Linked DNA regions of Homo sapiens: all the other regions are linked to region 1. The links are chromatin contacts, found by Hi-C or POLR2A ChIA-PET in ENCODE. All regions are on one chromosome and are shown on one strand. The core of a region is the stretch at or near the end of the contact, and the rest is flanking DNA. Distances in the headings are between cores, read along the strand shown.

Region 1 (3,775 bases), core at 563-3,062:
AAACCTTTAACATGCTCCTGTAGTCACCAGTTCTCATAAAATACTAACCAATAGTTAATTAAGTCATTTTTGGGATGATTACCTGGTTTTTATTAGATCCAACCTGATTTTTAAGAGGTGCTAGGTGTAGATCGATAGCTAGCTAGCTAGCTAGATAGATATATAGATAGAACCTACTCCGGATAACTATTAAATGAGCTTACTCTCAGCCCACAATATCTTAAAAATAGATTATCTTTATTCTAACTATTCTCTTTATAACACATTTTCACCCAGTGGAATCAAGCACTGAAAATATGTGCTATGATTGCTTCATCTAAGTAACATAATGCCAGAAAACCAAATTGTAGTCATAGTGTTTATTTAGCAAAAATATTTTTAACTCGCTACTTAGCATCATGTAAATGCAACATCAAATAATCACTGAAATATGTCATCAAATATAATTAGCAAAAATATTTTTATCTGGCTATTTAGCATTACATATATGCAACAATAAATATTCATTGCAGCAAATAATCAAATATGAGTTTTTCTCTGATTTTAATCAAATTCATATAAAGACTATTTAATGATAGAATACAGCCTTTTCTTTTCACCTTTTCTTCTTATTAAATGCTAGGGAGCACAATTACCATTTGAACCTCACATTAATAAATTTTCAAGTCCTTTGCTAACATCAAAATAGTTTAAATTTATACCTATTTATTTTCCTAATCTAGGTTTCAGCAATTATATCACAATTTTCTGAAACGTTCACAAAGTTAATTTTGTTCCATTTTTCTCCAGTTACAAATACATACACATACATCTGTTTAAATTTCCACTCACCTTATTTTGATTGTATTTTCAAAATATATAAACGCTTTTTCTTGTCAAAAGGTGACGGTAAGTTATCTGTGTGAAATAGTTGTAGTAAAGGGAATTCTAGCATTTTTAACACAATAAATATCACTTTCTTCATTAAAGAATTCCAAAATGTAAAAAGCATACTTAAAGCTGCTTTGGGCCAGGCACAGTGGCACAAGCCTGTAATCTCAGCATTTTGGGAGGCCGAGGTGGGTGGATCACAAGGTCAGGAGTTCAAGACCAGTTTGGCCAACATGGTGAAACCGTGTCTCTACTAAAAATACAAAAATTAGCCAGGCATGGTGGTGGGCGCCTGTAATCCCAGCTACTCGGAGGCTGAGGCAGGAGAATTGCTTGAATCCGGCAGGCAGAGGTTGCAGTGAGCCAAGATTAGGCCATTGCACTCCAGCCTGAGCGACAGAGACTCCATCTCAAAAAAAAAAAATAAAAAATAAAAAAATAAAAAAAAACTGCTTTGAAGAAAGTGTTTCAAAGAGCAAAATCATGATGCAATTATTGTAATCTCAATGTCTGAAATCTAGACTACAGATTTTAAATATTTTCATTTTTAGGTATGCTATGATAATTAAGTACTATGAATTAGGTTACTGTACTATATAACAGTCAACTAAAATTGCAATCTTGTTTTATTAGTTTTTCAGATCTAGAACTTCAGCCTATGCAGCATGTGTCCAAAAAGAGGATCTTTTCTGTAACCACTAGCTGACACTAATTTTTTTAAATTAAGAAAGGAAAGCTAGATTACAATTATATACTCACCTTTCGGTGTCTTGAAATATTCCGGCAAAATTAAAATGAATGTGATCACTATTGCCACAAATAATTTAAGGAGGGCTGTTTTTGTCATGTCTCTTCACATGACACAAATGTGTTCCCTTGCAGTACATTCATGGTATGTTGCTTCCTGCTTTAAGTTTATCTCTGCAGCACTTTAGGTTAATGCAGTTCACCTCATACTCACTTCCTTTTGAGTAAGACTTAAAAAAAAAAAAAGGTCTTGAACTGAGACTTCACTTTTGAGTCACTTCCCATTAAAAAAAAAAACTACCCCCCAAATAAGCACTTTCAGACCATTTATTTGTCTTTCTAAGCAAGAAAGGTAAATAAATGATCTCAAGAAGCAAGGGGATCTTCTCCCCACCCAATTTATAAATATAAACCCACAGTATACTCACAAAAATAAAACGGTGGGCTGGGCGAAGTGGCTCACATCTGTAATCCCAGCACTTTGGGAGGCCAAGGCAGAAGGATCACTTGAGTTCAGGAGTTTGAGTCCAGACTGGTCAATAGAGCAAGCCCTCCTCTCTACAAAAATAATTTTAATATAGCTAGGTGTGGTGGTGCACTCCTGTAGTCCCAGCTACTCAGGAAGCTGAGGATCACTTGAACCCAGAAATTTGAGACTGCAGTGAGCCATGACAGGCCACTGCACTCCAGCCTGGGTGACAGAGTGAGATCCCTTCTCAAGAGAGAAAGAAATAAAAGGGTGAATGTCAGTCATGTCTAGGTTGCATGCACATGACTCATTCATTTACTTATTAAATGATTGTCGATCCTGTTTGGTGCCAGGTGCTGTGCTGAATTCTGGTGTTCAGAAAATAGTACATCTAGAAGATAGAAACATTTTAACCATTGCCAATTTAAAAGGAAAAAAAAGTATTGTTTAATTTGCATTTGTTTGGTTGACAGTAATTCTAAAGATTTTTAATATTTGCTGGCAATTTGAATTTCTTTTGTTAATTGCATGTTCATGTCTTTTATTGCAGCATTTATATCCTTCCTGTTGATCTATAAGACTTTTTTCTCTATTGGGAATATGAAATCTTTGCATATGTTTTGCAAACATTTTTCCCAGGTTGTCATTTGCCTTTTCATTTTGTATATGGTGGGAGTTTTTCCACCCAACTATTTTGTAACAGAGTATAAAACACGTACCTAAAAGTTTTATGCAGAGAAACACAGTTCTTCATTGTATTTCTAATATTACACGAAATAATGTATAGTTTATCAATTTAATCATTTATTCTTTTGTTTTTGTTTTTTGTTTTTTGAAACGGAGTCTCAATCTGTCTCCAGGCTGGAGTGCAGTGGTGCAATCTTGGCTCACTGCAACCTCTGCCTCCCAGATCCAAGTGATCCTCCTGCCTCAGCCTCCTGAGTAGCTGAGACTACAGGCATGCACCACCACGCCCAGCTAATGTTTTGTATTTTTAGTAGAGACGGGGTTTCACCATGTTAGCCAGGATGGTCTCGATCTATTGACCTCGTGATCTGCCCACCTCAGCCTCCCAAAGTGCTGCAGTTACAGGCGTGAGCCACCAAGCCCGGTCTCATTTATTCTTAAATACAAAGTTTACTTGCAGCCTGATTTTGGCTTCCTGAAATGCACCAAAACTCGGTCATCTCCCTTGAAGTGGCAACATCTGACTCTCTAACATCCTGTTAGGGTTGATGATAATACTAATGGCCCACATCTCCATAGTTTTGTTTTACAATTTCCAAAGCACTTTTACAAATATTAGATTATTTTTTAAAAACACAAATATTAGATTATAAAGGGGATTCTAGGAACTGCTAGAAATGGCTACAAATCTGCAATTACTTACCCACTGCAAGCTTCTCCTTCCTATTTCAATGAAGGAATAAGAGATTAACGAATCTCAAACACAAGAGGTTGTTGCTACTACGCTAGTGTTTAACTTTCCTAAGTCTTATATTTCATATCTGAGATCCAGGTTCTCAAAAATACTTTAATGTGTTTCTATTTCTAATCAAGACCAAACGTCTTAATTAAATAATTATGCATTCTGTGTTAGATACAAATGTTTAAAATTGAGAGGATCTTTTATATCAAGGAGGTGCTCTACCCTAGGAAAGCAAAAGCAATATACTTTTTAGAAAATTA
Region 2 (3,767 bases), core at 923-3,422, 130 kb after region 1:
GGGCTGAGTTTAGTATAAAAGAAGATCTGCATCTTATACCATATGTAAAAACTAATTCTATATTAAAGACTTAAGTGTAAAAAAATTAAAATCATTCAATAAAGTCTCCTATAAACAGATAAAAACTTCAAAGCCAAGACTAGAAACCAAGTAGCTATTTTTAAAATAGACATGTTTAACTACACAAGAATATGAAAAAGAGCTCTTACAAATTGACAATAAAAAAAGAAAAACAACTCCATAAAGTTAGATAGCAGAAGAACAAATTGAAATAGCCAACAAACATATGAAAAGTGTTCAAATTCATTAGCTCTCAGGGAAATGCAAGTTAAAGTAAGAATGAAACTTTATTCCTATCAGACTAGCAAAAATTAAGAGAACCTATGAAAATTGTTGATCGTTTCTGGTGAGAAAGTGAAGGAAAAGTACTTTCATAAGTTGCTAGTGGGAGCATTAAGCATTATAATCTTTTTGAAAATCACTCTGATAAATCTATTAAAATTAAAAATACATATACTCCTCAGCCCAACAATTCTACTCATGGGAATTTATTCCAAAGAAATAAAAGTATGATTATGTTAAAAATATCTATAAGGACCTCAATGTTCTAGTAGCAAAACCCTGAGCATAAAGTGGATGCCACAGGGGAAAGATGAAATGGGATTTGGAGGAATATCCAGAAGATATTATTGAATGAGAAAGGTAAGATACAGAAAAAAAAAAATGTGTATACATTACCATTTGTTCAACAGTGCCACAAAAACACCATTACATATATGGATACACACACACAAACACATATACATGTGTGTGCCACATTTATGGTTTATGACCATAGAGGAAAAGTATGGCAGAATTCATATTAAGTTGCTAACATGTATTGTCTTCTTGTGGGGAGGGGGAAAGGGTTTATGAGGAGGAAGAAGGGAAGGGAAGAAATGGTGAAAAAAAGGAAGGAAACAGCCACACTAAAAATTATTACACTCTTTTTAGTGGATCTTACTGCTACCCCTATTTTCCCTTCTGCTGACCAAGGTGGTCCACCACATTCCTAAGAAACACGAAACACATTACACTAAAAATGAGTGCTGCAAAAGCACTAAGCAACTGGAAAAAATTATACAGGTTAAAGAATAGGTAATTCTTATATGAAAAGAGCAAAATTATATCCATTCTTTCATTTTTTAGCTAGCTAATACAAGGAGTTTCTTTTATCAATAAGTATCTTGATGGCCAATTCCTAGCTAATAAATGCCATCAATTCATATTAAAATATAAACTGAGTGTTTATTCTGTGCAAGGCACTACTCAAGGCACTGTAGAAAACACAAAACAACAAAGGTCCCCCACTTTCCTTTCTGTTTTAACATGTGGAAGACTGGAAGACTTCCATCCTCACATCTTCTAGTCTGCTCAAAGCACTGTAGAAAATCCTAAATGCAAAAAGTAGCATCCTCTTCTTCACAAGAATGGGAAATGTCATTCAGTGTAGAGCTCCCATTAGTTACGACTAGTTCTAAAAGTATTCAGCATTTTTCATATTGTAGCACTGCCTGTATTCTTCCAGTCAGGCTAAACTGTCCTCAGCTCCTTAGGTGTCTCTCCGTGAAAAGATTTTCCTGTGTGCTCCTTGAAGGAAGCTACCACATGAAACTTAACCACCCAGCTTCCACTGGCTAAGGGTCTTTTCTCATTCAAAAATCTCCTATACTCTATCCGAGCTTCAGTGAATTCAGTCTCACTTCCTCATGCTATTCAGTTCTATTACAAGCCTTCCATCAAACATTTAAGAAGAGGAAAAAATAAAGACAAAAACCAACCCCCTAACCCCCAAATCAAACCAAGTGAAACACATTTTACTTCTTTTTATTTCCCTCTGGGGAAAAACATTATTCACCCTCGTGGCTTTAACTGCCAATGACTATATGCCAATGACAACATGTCTAGCTGTGACCCCTCGTAAGGCCCACTTCCAAGTTAGACATTAGACATCTCCAACTTGATATCCCATGAGTCCCTCATGATTTAATATACTCCAAACCAAACTGATACTCCCCAAATCTCATCTATCTGTATATCTTAGCTACTTATTCGGCTGCAGAAGCCAGAACCCTGAGTCCTGCTTGATTTATAATTTTGTTTTGTTTTATTGCTTATTATCTGTACAACGATGTAGCTTCTCGAAGACTGATTGAGTCTTTGATCTCTGTAACTGGCATGATGCAGTATCTGGCAGATAAAAGTTGAACAGGTCAGGCATGGTGGCTCACACCTGCAATCTCAGCACAAGGGCAACAAAGCGAGAACTCCACCTCCATAAATAAATACCTAAGTCAGCCAGATGCAGTGGCATGTGCCTGTAGTCCTAGTTACTCAGGAGGCGAAGGCAGGAGGATTGCTCGAACCCAGGAGTTTGAGAGCAGCCTGGACAACATAGCGAGGCCTTGTCTCCGCTAAAAATCAAATAAATTAGCCAGGCATGGTGGTGCATACTTGTTGTCCCAGCTACTCAGGAGGCTGAAGCTGGAGGACTGCTCGAGCCCAGGAGATCAGGGCTGCAGGGAGCTATGATTGTACCAGTGCACACCAGCCTGGGCAACAGAGCAGAGGCCCTGTCTCAAAAACAAAAAAAAGTGCACTATGAAAAATGTGTATATGGATTTTAAGATTATTTTGCACCAAAATAAACTTGTACCAGCTTGTTACAACATGTCTGAACAAGATCTAGTTTGAGGTAGTAAAAAGAATAAGACATCAGTTTTAAAAAGATCCCTATCAGAGCAACATGCTACTGAAATTGAAACGAAACAAACATCGACTTTATGGTGGGGCATGGGTGGGAGAATGGTGAAATCACTGATGCTTTACGGGAAGTTTATGGGGACAATGCCCCAAGGAAATCAGCAGTTTACAAATGGATCAGTCCTTTTAGAAAGGAACAAGACAAGCTGAAGATGAAACTCACGGCGGCAGACCACCCACATCAATTTTTTAGAAAAAAATGATAAAAATGTTTGCAGTGGTTCACACCTATAATCCCAGCACTTTGGGAGTCCAAAGTGGGTAGATCACAAGGTCAGGAGATCGAGATCAGCATGGACAACATGGTGAAACCCCATCTCTACTAAAAATACAAAAATTATCCAGGCATGGTGGCGTATGCTTATAGTTCCAGCTACTCAGGAGGCTGAGGCATGAGAATTGCCTGAACCCAGGAAGCAGAGCTTGCAGTGAGCCAAGATTGTGCTGCTGCTGCTGCACTTCAGTTTGGGCAACAGAGTGAGACTCTGTCTCAAAAAAAAAAAAAAAAAGGATGTGGCTGAAGATCCTGAAGTATTGCTTTGAAGAATTGTAATGGGAAATGAAATACGGCTTTACCAGTACAATCCAAAAGGCAAAGCACAATCAAAGCAATGGCTACTAAGAGATGGAAGTAGTCCAGTCAAAGCAAAAGCAGACCAGTTAAGCGCAAAGGTCATGGCAAAAATTTTCAGGGATGCCCAAGGCATTTTGCTTGTTGACTGTCTGAAGGGCCAAAGAACAATTAGATCTGCTTATTATGAGTGTTTTAAGAAAGTTAGCCAAGGCTTTAGTTTAAAAAAAAATGCCTGGAAAAGCTTCAGCAGAGTCCTCTACCATGACAATGTTCATGCTCATTCCTCTCATCAAACGGAAAATTTTGCAAAAGTTTCAATGGGAAATCACTAGGTTTTTGCCTTACAGTCCTGATTTTGCCCCTTCTGACTTCCTTTTGTTTTCAAATCCTA
Region 3 (3,752 bases), core at 424-2,923, 250 kb before region 1:
ATTTTAAAAGTAGGACATACACTTTTTTTTTTTTTTGAGATGGAGTCTCGCTCTGTTGCCCAGGCTGGAGTAAAGTGGTATGATCTCAGCTCACTGCAAGCTCCACCTCCCAGGTTCAAGCGATTCTCCTGCCGCAGCCTCCTGAGTAGCTGGGATTACAGGCACCTGCCATCACACCCGGCTAATTTTTGTATTTTTAGTAGAGATGGGGTTTCACCATGTTGGTGATGTAGTCTATAAATAGTATATATATGTTAATATCATATCCCTACTACTACGTTAAAAGCAGGTAAAAAACAGAGAATGACCTTCCTTAATACATCTTTAATATCTTATAATTTAAAAGTCCAAGTCAAAAGACATCATCAAATGACAACTAGTGTTTTACCAAAGAATATTTAATCATCTAATTTATCTTTTCCCAATGATATAAAGAAATAGAAAAGAGATTAAGAACCTATTGAATGTTGAATGATCTTTGCAACATAAGAGTAAGAATGACTTCTTTTCAGTATTTCCTACGTGTCTGACATGGAGCTAAGTGTTTTATGTCCATTACCTTGTTTAATCCCTCAATGACTCAACAAAATGGCGGCCATTATTATTCATATTTTACAGATGGAGGAGCTAAAGCCCAGAGGTAAAGTAACTTGCCCAAGATGACCAACTGAAGAAGCAGAGATTTGAACCCAGACCTGTCTGGTTCCTTCTGGATGGTAACTAAACCCAAATGCAAGGCACCTCAAACCTTGAAATGAGGTGGCTTAAGATGTAACGACATCCTAAGGACCGAATCACTGAGGTTGAATCCATTGATCTGACCAGCTGCCATGGCGGCCACTTCCTCCTTTCTCACCCCATGCCCCTGTCTATGAAGCTTCATGCAGCTGCTGTGGGACACTCTGCTAGGTGCCACAAAGTTCAAGAGACTTTGCCTACATGTATAAATATATTCTTAGGAAAGTTATAAGTTCACAAGAATTGAAATAAAACTCGAAGTGCATCCTATTCCTAATTAATAGCTCAGTGTAGGTGGTCTGGGAGAAAGCTTATCAAGAAACCAAATGCTCACAGGTTGTTAACCATCCTCTTCTTTACAGCAACCACATATGGCCCTCTTTGTCCACTTCTGAAGGAAACGGAATAAGAACTGCATTGTACAAGATCCATCAGATCTGCCCCTACTTTTAAACAGGTAACACAAATGCAGAACTTTTCAACGGGGTAAAGGAGCAACAAATATGCCTTAAATAGCCAAAGGTTTCATCCAGCAGAGGTTAACATACGCTGTGGGGAAATAAGAGCTAGAAAAAACTTGCCACAGTGCATAGGACCGTTCAATCTGAATAGAAGAGCTGACCAGGTTTGATCCGCAATCAGTGAAAAGAAACCCACGCTCTCAAGCATCTGCAAGAAATTCCTCAGATCAATAGCCCCAAGGTCACTAATCATTAATCTAGACAAAATAGTAAATACTAAAAATCTAAATAACCCTACTTCCCTCCCCTCAATATTAGCTCAAATTATCTCCTTTTTAGAAAATACCCATGCAGCCCTTATATCTTTTTAATGAGAGTTACAACAAACAAAGCTAAGGTTCTTACCCCACGGCTTGCACTCTCTCAGCAGAGCTGCAGGTGCGTGGATGATTCGTTGACACGGTCAGAATTGGCTGCAGGAGGGAATTGAATCGAGGTTTTCTGTAAAGCTTAAACCCCATCCGCCCTCTTCTGCATGCTACTGGTATTGCATGTTATATATATTCATTATAATCTTAGCACTTTTTTAAATTGTGGTCAAATACACATAACATAGGAGTTATCATGCTCACCATCTTTCTATTTTTATTTTTATTTTTATTTTTTTTGAGGTAGGGTCTCACTTTGTCACCCAGGCTGGAGTGCAGTGGTGTGATCACTGCTCACTGCAGCCTTGACCTCTTGCGCTAAAGCCCGCAAGAGGCTGGGCTTCTCAGTCCCGCAAATGTCTGGGACTACAGGCGCTCACCAACTGGCCTGGCTAAGTTTTTTGTATTTTTTGTAGAGACGGGGTTTCGCCAGTTGCCCAGGCTGGTCTTGAACTCCTGAGCTCAAGTGATCTGCCTGTCTCGGCCTCCCAAAGTGCTAGGATTACGGTGTGAGCCACCGCGCCTGACCTTAAGCATTTTTAAATGTACAATTTAGTGGCATTAATTAAGTACATTCACACTGTTGTGCAACCACCACCACTGCCCATCTCCAAAGATTTTTCGTCATCCCAAACTGAAATTCTATGCCATTAAAAAATAATTTCCCATTTTCCCCTTCCCTCAGACCCTGGAAACTATAATTCTACTTTCTGTCTGTGTGAATTTGACTACTCTAGGTACCTCATGTCCGTGGAGTTATACCATATTTGGTTTTTTGTGACTGGCTTATTTCATTGAGCATAATGTCTTTAAGGTTCATCCATATCATTTCTATTATTATTACATAGAATAATAGAATCTTTCCTTCCTTTTTTAAGGCTGAATACTATTTTGTTGTATGTACGTCCCACATTTTGTTCATTCATTCATCCATCAATGGACATTTGGGTAGTTTTCACCTTTTGGCTCTTGTGAATAATGCTGCTGTGAACGTGGTGCACAAATATCTATTTAAGTTGGTACTTAACATTCTTTTGAGTCTATACCTAGAAGTGGAATTCACGGATCGTATGACCATTCTGTTTAATTTTTTGCAGAACTACCATACTGGTTTTCCACAGCATCTTAGAGCTCTTTGATGATGCTTTTCTTCAAGGTGCAGGTCGGTTATCCCTTTCATCAGTTGGGTGGGGCAGTCATGTGATGATGGGCAGGAGTAGGAATGGTGACTCCATAATTTCAGCAATCAGGCAGGAAGAGGGTGGAAAGGAGTTATCTAGAGCAGTGGTCCCCAACCCCTGGGCCACAGACAGGTACCAGTTCATGGCCTGTTAGGAACCGAGCCACACAGCAGGAGGTGAGTGGTGGGTAAGCAAATGAAGCTTCATCTGTATTTACAGTCGCTCCCCATCGCTTGCATTACCACCTGAGCTCCACACCCTGTCATATCAGTGGCAGCATTAGATTCTCATAGGAGCTTGGACCCTACTGTGAGCTGCATATGGGAGGGATCTAGGTTGCGTGCTCCTTATGAGAATCTAATGTCTGATGATCTGTCACTGCTTCCCATCATGTCAGATGGGACCATCTAGTTGCAGGAAAACAGGCTCAGGGCTTCCACTGATTCTACATTATGGTGAGTTGTATAATTATTTCATTATATATTACAATGTCATAATAATAGAAATAAAGTGCACAATAAATGTAATGTGCTTGAATCATCCCGAAACCATCTCTCCTCCATCTCCAAACCCGGTCTGTGGAAAAACTGTCTTCCATGAAATTGGTCCTGGTGCCAAAAAGATTGGAGACCTCTGACCTAGAGGCCTTTTCTTGAAGTGAAGTGGTAAAATAAGCATGGTATTTTTTAAAATGTAGATCGCAAAGTACGGATCAATTTTTAAAGCAACATTTTTGAGGTTTTTTTCATACTTGACTTAAGATTTAGGTGACTGCTGGAGATCACGAGTAAAGAAGAAAATTTCCAGATGGATTTGTCTACAGGAGGAATGATCAATTTAAACATGAATGATTATAATAGATTTATGTCTTATAAAATTGGGGAGTGGGTGGGTTCTTAAAATACATTTTTTAACTATCATATTGGGGTTTTTAAATTTAAAAT

What was found. Hi-C counts contacts between places; a loop is a spot of excess contacts on that map. ChIA-PET counts read pairs that join two places held with the same protein, here RNA polymerase II (POLR2A). Pooled maps may share reads with other maps.
Region 2: a map of OCI-LY7 shows a loop between it and region 1 (4-fold over the local background). The contact joins the enhancer-like site here to the promoter of TMEM156 in region 1. A Hi-C loop is called at or near these places in 2 of 168 maps with a recorded cell type or tissue (OCI-LY7 and Ramos) and 2 of 50 pooled maps. POLR2A ChIA-PET finds 5 or more read pairs at or near these places in 7 of 52 experiments (A673, B cell, OCI-LY7 and 3 more).
Region 3: a loop to region 1 is called in a pooled map, with 4 times the contacts of the local background. The contact joins the promoter of TLR10 here to the promoter of TMEM156 in region 1. A Hi-C loop is called at or near these places in 2 of 37 single-sample maps with no recorded cell type and 3 of 50 pooled maps. POLR2A ChIA-PET finds 5 or more read pairs at or near these places in 4 of 52 experiments (GM12878, OCI-LY7, PC-9 and 1 more).

The regions. Positions count from the first base shown.
Region 1 is chr4:39,030,597-39,034,371 of GRCh38, forward strand. TMEM156 (transmembrane protein 156) reads right to left here and starts at 1,813. Exons shown (of 7, transcript NM_024943.3): 1 at 1,630-1,813. The coding sequence starts at 1,717.
Region 2 is chr4:39,164,564-39,168,330 of GRCh38, forward strand. No RefSeq gene overlaps it. Among named protein-coding and RNA genes, the nearest start is that of WDR19, 16 kb to the right of the region's middle. RefSeq lists an enhancer at 2,147-3,346. Within about 2 kb of position 2,173, at least 2 of the 41 ENCODE cell types and tissues checked have a DNase peak (open chromatin) inside an H3K27ac peak, as active enhancers do; they include B cell and OCI-LY7, where a contact is called at or near this core.
Region 3 is chr4:38,781,317-38,785,068 of GRCh38, forward strand. TLR10 (toll like receptor 10) reads right to left here and starts at 1,674. Exons shown (of 4, transcript NM_030956.4): 1 at 1,605-1,674. RefSeq lists enhancers at 554-763, 826-995.